Regions from separate parts of the Homo sapiens genome. Here regions 1, 2 and 3 are each linked to region 4. The links are chromatin contacts, found by Hi-C or POLR2A ChIA-PET in ENCODE. All regions are on one chromosome and are shown on one strand. Each heading gives the region's core, a stretch centred on a gene start or an enhancer-like site at or near the end of the contact. The rest is flanking DNA. Distances are from core to core; before and after follow the strand shown.

Evidence for each region. Hi-C counts contacts between places; a loop is a spot of excess contacts on that map. ChIA-PET counts read pairs that join two places held with the same protein, here RNA polymerase II (POLR2A). Pooled maps may share reads with other maps.
Region 1: a loop to region 4 is called in a map of naive thymus-derived CD4-positive, alpha-beta T cell, with 15 times the contacts of the local background. The contact joins the promoter of RNF2 here to the promoter of DHX9-AS1 in region 4. A Hi-C loop is called at or near these places in 2 of 168 maps with a recorded cell type or tissue (both naive thymus-derived CD4-positive, alpha-beta T cell) and 9 of 50 pooled maps. POLR2A ChIA-PET finds 5 or more read pairs at or near these places in 1 of 52 experiments (activated B cell).
Region 2: a map of CD8-positive, alpha-beta T cell shows a loop between it and region 4 (10-fold over the local background). The contact joins the promoter of SWT1 here to the promoter of DHX9-AS1 in region 4. A Hi-C loop is called at or near these places in 3 of 168 maps with a recorded cell type or tissue (CD8-positive, alpha-beta T cell and naive thymus-derived CD4-positive, alpha-beta T cell) and 9 of 50 pooled maps.
Region 3: a loop to region 4 is called in a map of ascending aorta, with 5 times the contacts of the local background. The contact joins the promoter of QSOX1 here to the promoter of DHX9-AS1 in region 4. A Hi-C loop is called at or near these places in 2 of 168 maps with a recorded cell type or tissue (CD8-positive, alpha-beta T cell and ascending aorta) and 7 of 50 pooled maps.

The regions. Positions count from the first base shown.
Region 1 is chr1:185,044,078-185,046,821 of GRCh38, forward strand. It overlaps RNF2 (ring finger protein 2), which reads left to right and starts at 1,481. Exons shown (of 7, transcript NM_007212.4): 1 at 1,481-1,572. RefSeq lists a silencer at 1,111-1,370.
Region 2 is chr1:185,155,902-185,158,601 of GRCh38, forward strand. It overlaps SWT1 (SWT1 RNA endoribonuclease homolog), which reads left to right and starts at 1,266. Exons shown (of 19, transcript NM_017673.7): 1 at 1,266-1,413. TRMT1L (tRNA methyltransferase 1L) reads right to left here and starts at 1,052. Exons shown (of 15, transcript NM_030934.5): 1 at 577-1,052. The coding sequence starts at 811. RefSeq lists enhancers at 140-1,045, 889-998 and silencers at 549-798, 1,539-1,658.
Region 3 is chr1:180,153,613-180,156,312 of GRCh38, forward strand. QSOX1 (quiescin sulfhydryl oxidase 1) reads left to right here and starts at 1,257. Exons shown (of 12, transcript NM_002826.5): 1 at 1,257-1,560. The coding sequence starts at 1,296. It overlaps LOC105371636 (a long non-coding RNA gene), which reads right to left and starts at 1,226. Exons shown (of 2, transcript XR_001738314.3): 1 at 387-1,226. RefSeq lists a silencer at 932-1,251 and an enhancer at 1,432-1,531.
Region 4 is chr1:182,838,201-182,840,900 of GRCh38, forward strand. DHX9-AS1 (DHX9 antisense RNA 1) reads right to left here and starts at 1,391. Exons shown (of 2, transcript NR_148933.1): 1 at 1,112-1,391. DHX9 (DExH-box helicase 9) reads left to right here and starts at 1,147. Exons shown (of 28, transcript NM_001357.5): 1 at 1,147-1,256. RefSeq lists an enhancer at 772-1,613 and a silencer at 1,037-1,466.

The DNA.
Region 1 (2,744 bases), core at 231-2,730, 2.2 Mb after region 4:
TCCCAAAGTGCTGAGATTACAGGCGTGAGCTACCACACCCAGCCTTTTTTTCTCCCCCCACATTGGAGGAAGAGTTTAACCTTGAAGGGCTTGTAGAGTCAGATAACTGTCACTTGTTATTTAAAGTTATAGATAGTAGGCAAAAGCTTTCAAGCCACTGAAAAAGAATAATGCTTGTTTTCTTTGATGGATTGTTAGGTAGCATATATAATGTGCTGTATTTAACACCTGTCCTTTTTCTTTCCACCCATCCAAGGCGTCAAAGGCCATCTTAAATCCCGGCTCCTCAGGAAATCATCCCCAAACACACCAGCTGGAATTGATATTTTTCTTTTCCAAATTCCTATGTAAATTCATGTCATTTATTTGGAATTGCTTATAGAGAGTTTCAGAGCGTTAAAGAACTGGAAAGGACCTAGGATTCAATACAATTCTCTCATCTCGCAGACGAAGAAAATGAAGTGCAGAGGAGCTACGCAATCTACGTAAGTCACATAGACACACATTGGAGGCTATGAACCTAGTTTGCCCAATTCCCACTGCAGTCCATTGGTTTATGCCTCTATGCCTTCAGATTTACGGTCTGGTATTGCTGGTTATCTTCTCAAGAGAACATGACATCTCAACAATAGTACATATAGAGATCAGGGAACTTTCAATTCTTCGTTACTTCTTCAGCTCATAATTTATATGCATTAAATGTCGGATAATTTACTGGAGACTAACTGGCTGTGTTTTAGGTAATGATTACATCTATTAATCTATTACTTCGTAAATCCTCAAGTTCAGAAGGTAACACTGGAAGGGGCCAAGGAGGTAGGAATAAAGCAGCAGCAAGGTAAATAGTAAGAGCTGATGACCACAATCAGAATGTTAAGCTAAGTTTAGAGTGGAAGGTCATTTTCCCAGGAGCAATTACACTTGCAGTTTTATCCTGCAAGGATGAAAAGTGTATGTTTGTTGTACGAGAGCGGAAGGGTGCCGAAGTTCATGTGAAGTTCTGCAAACCAAAGCCTGATGAGGATTTCCGCCGGGTGGGACAGGTTTAAGAGGACGAACTCATGAGAAAGAAGTCTGAGCCCAAACCCCAGAAGCCGGCCAGGAAGGTGTAAAGGGTGGGCCGAAGCCAGGGCAGAAGAACCCAAGCAGAAGGTTGAGCACGAGGTGGCTGCGCCGTCATCCGGGCGTTGCCCGGGGGCTACGTCGGACCGCGGTGGGCGCCGGGGGGGCGTGGCCGGCCAGCCCAGGGCGGGGCGGTGGCGCGGGTTCTCCAGGCCAACACGCGGCGGCGCACCCTCCCTCGCGCCGCGGGCCTCCCCGCGCCGTGCACGTCCTCGTCCCGCGCCTCCGCCCCTCGCTCGCTCGCTCCTTCCCGCCCTCCCCGCAGCGCCGGCCGAGCCGGCTTCCCCTCAGTCTCTCATGAATATTGAGCGGCCCCTGTTGTATTTCCCGAGCTCCATTGCGGAAGCTGAGGCTCGCCATATTGTGCGGCGGCGCCGGCGTCCGCGGCAGCTGATACCAGAGTCTTGCTCCGGCCGCGGCCAGCGGAGCCCTGGGCTGGGGCAGGAGCCGGTGAGTGGGGCGGGCGGGGAGGCGAAGGACGCGGAAGCAGCGGGCCGGGACACGCGTCTACTCGGCAGCGTTGCAGGCGACTGACGGGGGCCCCGGAGTGTGGGGGGGGTGTGTGTCCGCGGGGGTGTGAAGGGACATGGCGCCGCCGCCGCCCCCGGCCGCTCTCGCGGCGGAGACGGCGGGTGAAGCGGGTTCTCATTGTTCCCGTGTCTTCGAGGGTCGTGGGAGGGAAGGGAGCTGGTTTGCGGAGGACCCAGTCAGCGAAGCGCCGGGATTCCTTCCTTCGCCGCGAGCCTTTCGCTGCCCTTTCCTCTGCGCGGAGGCCGGCGCTGCGGCGCGGTCCCCTCGCCTCCGGGGGCGGGGGCCCCAGCCTCTCTGCAGCCCTACTCCGGAGGCGGACGGAGTGGAATGCGAGTTTTTTCTCTGGGCTTTCGCCTCGCAGCTAGGGATGTGTGTCTGCATCGTGGGGGTGGGGTAGGGGGCACTTTGTGCAGATATCGCTCCTTCCTTCTGGGGGGTCGGAGTCGGGGTTCCAGTGTAGAGGAGCTCCTCGACCTCGGGGTTCCTCGGGGAGACCCCTTCAGCTTCACACATTCCTGGAGTGCCGCCTCCTGCTCTGGAGTATCTGTTGCTGCTTTCTAAAACCGTGAGCTTACCCAGGAGGAGTCGTGGGGGGAGGGGGTGTCTTGGTTAGTTTCTGCGGGAAGATTCGCGTTTTGAACCGTGTCGTTTACGCTGAGATGCTAGTACCCACTTTTGCCGGGAGCCCACGTCCTGCTGGTCAGAATCGTTTACCTTCTACAGAAGTCTCCTTCTTGCTTTCAGAGATGGTGTTAGTAAAAATTGATCTCAAACTTTGAGGTTCATTCCAGTTATTTGCCCGCTAAGATCAATTATAGACTCATCTATTTGAAGCCCCTTTGGGTATCTTTTTCGAGGCTGTCGGAAGTTTTAGAGAATGTAACTTTACATTGTAAAATGATTTGAAGATGTCAGGTTTCTTTGAAGTGCCGTGAAAAGGATATACATATGCACTCAGTATTTTAGTAATACGCTGTTTTTCAATTAAAAAAATTAAGGCATGGTTTCAGTGTTCTAAACCGAGGATATGTTTAAAACGAATGTACGAGCGATTTGCATTACATAATCTACTTTTGGTAATTCCAAGATGA
Region 2 (2,700 bases), core at 16-2,515, 2.3 Mb after region 4:
TTTAGTCGACTCTTTCCTAAACTACTACTCAGCCTCAAAATCTTTTCGGAGGCAAGCTGCTAGCGGGGGAAAAGAAAACTGAAATGAGAAAAACTCATCTCCTTGTGGCTGTCGAAGCAGAAAAGCTAGTTGACAGTAATGGTTTAGAAATGTTGGCAGCTAGGATCTACTACCGTAAACAGGTTGCCTCGGTTACTATGTCACATTTGAAAGAACTTAGTTAACCATGGCAGACTGGACTGCGGGAAACTACCAAATTATGTGTAACTTCCTATTTTTGTACCTTAAAAAGACTCCCTTTTAAGAAAAAGCCCTTAACCTCATTATTTCCTTCTATCTGCAGCATTCCTGCTCTCCGCATATCCCTCACCGTGACATCCTCGAGGCTTATGAAGATGCCGTCTCCCATTCTGTAACCCTGCTTTAGCCGCTACACGGGCCCCTCTTTCCTCCCCACCATTTTCCTAAACCTGCCTTGCCCCATAAAAACCATCCCGGTGAAGGGCCTCCCCTACTTCCCAGCAAGGCGCACTTTCTCTCTTCTGCAGCAGAAAGATCTGGGCCTTCTGCACTTACTGCTTTTAGCCTCCTCAGGGGCAGAGGCTAGGGACGGGGACAGGGCCGGAGCCTGGGCCAGGGCAGGGGCTGGGGCTGGAGCCGAGGCCGGAGTCGGAGCCGAGTCCAGAGCCGAATCCGGGGCCGGAGCTGGGACCCCAGCCGAGTCCCGGGCCGGGGTCGGGACCTGGACCTGGGCCACCTCCACCTCCTCCTTCTCCAGGGGCAGCAGCTCCTCCTCCGCCATATTCTCCATAGTTACCGCCTCCGTGCCAAGCCCGCCCGGGGACCCGGAGCGGGGCTCACGGCGGGGTCAGAGAACTGACGTGAATGCCCACAGGGCTGGATCCAAGGAGTGGGGAAGCAAGTGGGGAGGGCGGGATGCGTGCAACAGACAAAAGATGAAGAACCAGTGACCAAATCCTGTTAGTAGAAAACAGAAAGCCAGAGGCAGCGATTCCAGATGCCCGTCCGCTTCCCTTTCCCCGAGGCGTTACGACGCCACCACAAACTGCGCAGAAGCGTACTGGGGACGGCGTCCAATTGGGTAAGAGGGTTCGGTTTCTACGGTGCGTCTCCGGCCCACCGGCCAACCACCAAACCGAACAAAGACTACAGCACCCAGGATACACTGCGCAGTCTGGGGGCGGGGCCGGAGTTCAAGCCTCGGAGGAAGTAAATGCAAATCTAAGCGAGCGCTGTGGGGCGGTGAGTAGGTAGTGCGGATGCGGGCGCAGAACTACGTTTCCCAGCAGGCATACAGTTGGTGGGGCGGGGTGTGTGTGTGTGTTGGGAGGCGGGGGTCCCTCTCCTTTGGCTTGGGGCTCCGGAGTTGCCACTGCCGCCGGCGCTGGTAAGGTAGGAACTGCGGGGTGCGTTGACGTTTTGCTGGGCAGGTTCCCCCTCGTCCCCCGCCCCAAGTATACTGGCGGGCGGGCGGCCGGCCGGACTGGGGACTCAGGAGTCACACGGACCTGGGCGGGGCGACTCTGTGGGCGGGTCCGGGGACGAGCCAGCTCCGTGGAGGGTGTGGTTCTGGCCCGGCTTGCCTCCGGGGCTGCCCCTTGCCCGGTGTTGGGGTCTGGTCGGTTCGTGCGGAGCCCGCGGGCCCGCGGCGGTTTACTAGCAGCTGACGAGCTTGCCTGTCCATCCAGCTGACTTGGAATTAGGGTCTGTTCTTCATTTCGCACCCTCACCTACACCGTGACCCGAACACTCTTTTCCTTTGTTTTTATTTTTGCTTTAGTCTTCATGTTGCCAGTATCAGCAGTTCTGCGGTGTGGCCAGTGGATAGAAATTAGTTGTTTTGCTCTATTTTGCTTTGTTTTCAGGCTTTTAATAACCAGAGCTCTGAGTGGGTAGAGCTTCGGGGCATTTAATTTTGATGCGTTTCAGATCCCCAAAACATATGCTAGCGAGTCCCCTGTCCCCCGTACTTCTCTCCCCTTCACTCTTAGTGCCTACTTGACATTCGAGCCTTTCTTGTTTCTTTCTTCTGTCCCCCCGCGATAAATCCACTGGGACAGAAAGGAGAAAAACGTGAACTTTCTGGCTGCCCTGCTTGGGCTTGGTCCGAACCTTCTAGGCATCAGGGCAGGAGAGGGAAGCCCAATTTAGTCTCAAGAACAAGACGCGCGCTTCCAGTTAGCTTTTCTTAGTTAATTAAGTTGATAAACGCCAATCTTCTTGGTCTATTTGTTTCCTACTTGTTTCAGAACCCCGGGGAAGAGATAGCATGATTATTTGGCACTTTGAAGCACTAACTGGAAATTAACTCCTCCCCCTATAGTTAAGAAGTATATATCTGGAGGGGTGTGTGTGTGTGTTTAACCTCTCCCCAGTTTAATGGGAACAGATTATCCCTGTGGAGCTTCTGTGAGTTATAGTCCTAAATCCCTTTTACTGATCGTCCCGTACAGCTTTTATCTAGTATTCCTGAATGTGTAGTTGACTCATGGCTCAACAGTCAATTAAAAATGGGATAACACTGACTATAACTTACAGAAATGCTAACTATATCTGTGCATCATCCAATAATTCTTGTTCTCATTTCTTTTTTTTTTTTTTACTGTCGTTCATGATGATTTTTTATTTCTAAATGACTAGATGGTTAACTGAAAGCTAGATTCAGTATGTTAATGTCAT
Region 3 (2,700 bases), core at 7-2,506, 2.7 Mb before region 4:
GACTCAGTTCTTGCAAATATTAAGGGTAGACCTGTCCCTGATCTTCGTGTGTAAAATAGCACCTCCTCTGCCACTCTATTCTTACCCCAGTCTACATTTCTTCATAACATCGGTCACCATCTGATCTACATTTACTTATGTATCATCTCTTTACCCCCACTGGAATGTAAGTTCCACGTCCCTAGAGTCTATATTTTGTTTACTGCCTTATCCTTATACCTAAACAAGTGCCTGGCATGACACCACTCAGTAAAACTTGAATAAATGAATAACAAATCTAGGCTCAAAGCTCTTACAGGTGAAAGGGGCTAACCTGGCAGTCACAAAGGAAAAATATCACTGTGACAACCGTCTGAGGAGCACCTTCTCCCCTTAAAATAACTCACTCAAAACAGTGGAGCTGCAAAGGTGACCAGAGAAAATCCATTAACACCTTAGTGCCCATGACACCAGGTGAGTTGATCGGGCTACTTGCGAGAGGGACATGTGAGTGAGCGTGGAGAGCTCTGAGTAGGCTGAAGAGCTGGATGTGGGGGATCTGGGCTGCTGGGAACCCCGAATGTTGGAATCGCCCTGACAACCTTATGAGGGTGGTCAGATATGGGTCCTGAGGAAACTGATTCCACGGCAACTGCCCGCCAACCCAGCACACCCCACAGTGAAGAGGGGCTTCTGATCCATGAGTAGGGCCCCTCAAATGATGTTCCCCTTTAGATGGTCATGGTCATCAGCAGGGGTGGGTGCATCGATCCTGTGGGGTCTTGGTGGTCGCAGACCAAGCGTCCCTCTTCTCACATCTAATTCACAACGTCTCATCGCTCCGCGGGAGCCCAGGAACTGCCCTACAACAGCCGAAATCCGGGTCGTCTATTCCAACGGACTCCTCTTCCGTTGGATACGGGGGCCGTGAGAGGCCAAACAACCTCCGCGAGGCTACCCCCGCAGCGACCGCTCGGCGGGCGCTCCATTCCTTTACCGGACTGTACACCTCGCCTCCTGGGGCCTGAGGCGGGAACCCGGGTCGCGCTGCTCCGAGGCCTCGGCGGACCGCGAAAGGATGGCTCACCACCCGGCCAGGGCCAGCCCCTGCAACAAGCTCAGCCCCGCCCGCTCCCGCGCCCAGGAGCGGCCGGCGGGGCGGGGTGGCTGGGCCGGCCTCGGGGGCGGGGGCTCGGGGGCGGGGGCTCAGGGGCGGGGCCACGTGGCTCCTCCTTGCGGGCGGAGGCAGGCGGTGCCGCGGCGCCGGGACCCGACTCATCCGGTGCTTGCGTGTGGTGGTGAGCGCAGCGCCGAGGATGAGGAGGTGCAACAGCGGCTCCGGGCCGCCGCCGTCGCTGCTGCTGCTGCTGCTGTGGCTGCTCGCGGTTCCCGGCGCTAACGCGGCCCCGCGGTCGGCGCTCTATTCGCCTTCCGACCCGCTGACGCTGCTGCAGGCGGACACGGTGCGCGGCGCGGTGCTGGGCTCCCGCAGCGCCTGGGCCGTGGAGTTCTTCGCCTCCTGGTGCGGCCACTGCATCGCCTTCGCCCCGACGTGGAAGGCGCTGGCCGAAGACGTCAAAGGTGAGAAGCGGGGGCGGCCCGCTCCCCCGTGCCCCGCCGCCCGGACCCCTCCACCTGCCCGGTGGGCAGCCTCCTACTCCGGGAGCGCGTCCCTCTTCCAGTCACCTCCGCCCACCTCTTCCTCTCCGCGCATCCCACGCCCACCACCTTCATGTTTCTCAGCTCCATTTTTGCCTCCCGCTCCCTTGCCTTTTCCTCTTGGCCCTCATCCCGAGCTTCTTTCCCTCTCCGCGGCCTGGGCCCCCAGACCTGCCCTGCTCGCCCGGTTCGTCCCCCGCCAGGTTACTGCCTCCTTCCCTGCGAGAGGTCTCCTTTGTTCCTTCCTCCGCATGGTCCGCTGACACCTTACCGTTTCCTGGGCCAGCCTTGTGGCAGTCCTCTTCCTCTCGTCCAGGGACCCATGTCATCTTCCTGCCAGGTTCCCTAGCTGCTGTGGGTCAGTGCTGGGGAGAAAAGGGAACGGACATCCATTTTGCCTCCCTGCCACCTTTCTCCACTCCCTCGACTGGTTGACCAGGTGGTACATAGACTTCCTTTCTCATTTTTGTCTTTGATGTGGGTATGTCCACCTGGCAGTTTTCCTATCTCTGTTCCGGGCCTCTCCTGACCTGCCGCCTCCAGCTCCTTAGCTTCTGGGCCACATCCTTCTCTCTCTTCCCCCGCTCAGACCCTTATATTTTAAACCCATGCACCCAGAGGCCTTTGGTGCGTGTTTGGCTCTTGCTCCATGTTCCCAATCCCTGGTTGGGGCACCAAAACTATATTTCCTGAATTCCAAGACACCATCAACTGTGAGACACACTGTTCATTTTATGACAGCCCAAGGGGTAGAAGGATAGGAAAAAACCACTACATGTATAAAGATTTGAAGGTGAACTCTATTACAGAAATGCTAAAATTTTGAAACACTTAAGACTTAGAGTCGAGGAAATATGGTAATAATAGTAATTAATATTTACGGAGCACCTATCATTTCAGGCACCTTACTAAGTACTCGGCATACATTGTCTCATAGTTTCCTTTCCACAATTTAAAGATTCCTGTGGTGTCACACATCCACCTAATCCAGGTAGTGGGTATTTGGCGGGCAGGAGTGGTATAGTGATAGTGATTTGTTCCTGACTTGCTGCCTCTGAATGG
Region 4 (2,700 bases), core at 141-2,640:
AATGTTTTGTATCATTACCTTCATGGGACGCACTGGAGTTTCAAAATTTAACAGTGACTAGTATAATAATTAAGGACACAATTATTCCAAAGACTTGGAACACAAAATTACTCCAAAGACTTGGAACACAAAAGGTTATCCAATTTAAACAAAAGCAACCTTGCAGATTTTATTCCTACCTTAAAGTAGTTTGCTGAGCACTTACAGTAATGTTCCAGGCACGGCAAGGAGCGACCTGCGTTAGCCAGGCAGAATGCCCGCCTTCACTGAGCTTATTTCTTTCATGGTTTTTTTTTTTTTTTTTGAGACGGAGTCTCGCTCTCTCGCCCAGAAAATGGCGTGATCTCGGCCCACTGCAACCTCCGCCTCCGCCCCCGACCCCGGGGTTCAAGCGATTCTCCTGCCTCAGCCTCCCGAGTAGCTGGGATTGCAGGAGCCCGCCCAGCCACCCAAGCAGCTGGGATTGCAGGCGCCCGCCCCCATGCCCGGCTAATTTTTGTATTTTTTTTTTTTTTTTTAGTAGAAACGGGGTTTCACCACGCTGGCCAGGCTGGTCTCAAACTCCTGACCCCAAGTGATTCGCCCACCTCGGCCTCCCAAAGTGCTGGGATTACAGTCACCACGCCCGGCCAGTTTATTTCTTTCAAGAGACACTGGCGTTCAGACTATCTGAATCAATCCGGTAACTACGCCCACTGAACACCTACTACATGCCAGGTATTGAACTAAGCCGCCCTTCATATGCCATCTCATGTAATTATCTCAACAACCCTACCAAGTTAGCAGCAAGGTTTCCAGTTCTGCCTTCGAAGGGAACCTCCTCTCACCGGAGATCCCTATGACAGACCCTGCGAAATATTTTGCTGCATCAGAATGCTACAGGCCGTCAACTCCCTAACATGCGCAAAAGCGGGCAGCCGATTATCCAGGGTAGTGGATTATCCAGGAGAGTGGATTATCCAGAGTAGCAGGTCTGGCGCGATGCCCGCCCGGCTCAGCCCATCTCCCTAGCAACGAAACCCTTCCGCGCCGCGAGGTTGCTGAGCCCCGCCCCCTCCATTGGCGCGCCCTCGCCATCCCCCGCCCTGGCACGCGCTCTGCGCATGCGTACGCTCGCTGGCCCCGCCCCCTAGCGCCGCGGTCGGAGCCATTTCGCCGATTCCTCCATGCGAGTTGCTGTGCGTTTCTCTGTTGTCTCGGTAGAAGGCCAGAGTCACACACGGTCCTAAGAGCTGGGCACCAGGAAGCGAAGGCTGGTAAGGGAGAGACGTTCCGGCTACCATGCGGGGCGGCGGGGTCGCGGGCGGGCGCCGTGGACCATGGCTCCGCAGCCGGCTTTGTTGCGAAGCGCGGGCGGCGGCGGCGGCTGGGGGTGGGGGAAGGGACGAGCCGCCCGCGGGTCCCCGGATTGCGGGTTGCGTGCGCGCCTCGCCGCGATGCGCTTGCGCCGTCCGGGCAGCCTGTGGCCCCCTCCCCTCTCCTCCGCCCAGCGTTTCCCGCTGCTGCCTCTAGCAGGCAAAGCGCGCTTCCTCCTCTGGCCTGCGTACGCCGGGGCACCGCGGCGGCTGAGGGAAGGGGGTGCTTCGCCTGTGGTGGTTGCCGCCGGGGCGCCACTGGCCTAGGGCTCTTCATTCATTCAAGCCACGAATAACTGGCGCCGTCGTGCAGGCCTTGTGGGTAGAGGAAAAAAAATTGAAGAATGTAAAGGGAGAGCGCCTTTGGCTAGTATAGCGAGGTAAGGCGTCTCGAAGGAGGGAGGCTTTGAGCTGATAACCTCGGCCAACGCGAAGGAAAAGCAGAGCCTGCAGAAGCGGAAGGGATTAGTTATCGCTTAAGGGCAGAAACTGGGCGGGAGCTGAAAGCAGGCCATGTGACTGGAGTGTGGCGAGAAGGCCTTCAAAGGAGAATGGGTTTTAGGGTGGCAAGAGTGGAAACAAAAACCGTGTAGGACAATATTTCACTAGCCCGGGTGTGCAGTAGTGGTGGCAGGAGAGATGGGGAGAAACGAATGGATAGGGGACGTATTTTGAAGCAGAAATGCGTAGTGGTGGAAGGTAGTAGATCTGGAGTCAGGCTACGTTTTCTGGAATTCTTGCGCCTTTTTTTTTTTTTTTTTTTTTGCAAGAGTCTCGCTCTGTCGCCAGACTGGAGTGCAGTGGCGCGATGGCGGCTCACAGCAACGTCGGTCTCCCGGGTTCAAGTGATTCTCCTGCCTCAGCCTCCGGAGTAGCTGGGACTACAGGCGCGCGCCACCACGCCCAGCTAATTTTTGTATTTTTAGTAGAGACGGGGTTTCATCATGTTGGCCAGGATGGTCTCGATCTCTCGACCTCGTGATCCGCCTGCCTTGGCCTACCAAAGTGCTGGGATTACAGGCGTGAGCCTCCGCGCCCGCCCGAATTCTTGCTCTTATAATTAGGAGCTCTGTCTTCCTGAAGCAAGATATTCTTTGTCTCAGTTTCCCCTTCTCTAAAGGGATAGTGATCTTACCTGTACAAGGTTACTAAGGATTAAGTAAAATAGTTCCATTTAGATGATCTATTATGGATATTGTTTGACACACATTAAGGGTTCTACAAGGGATAGCTATGGAGAATCTTAAGGGAGTGGACGACTCTCAACTTGTGCCAGGAGTAACTTGGTGGATGTCGTACCGTTTATGGAAACCGAAATGTAGGGGTAGGGTGTTGGAACAGATTT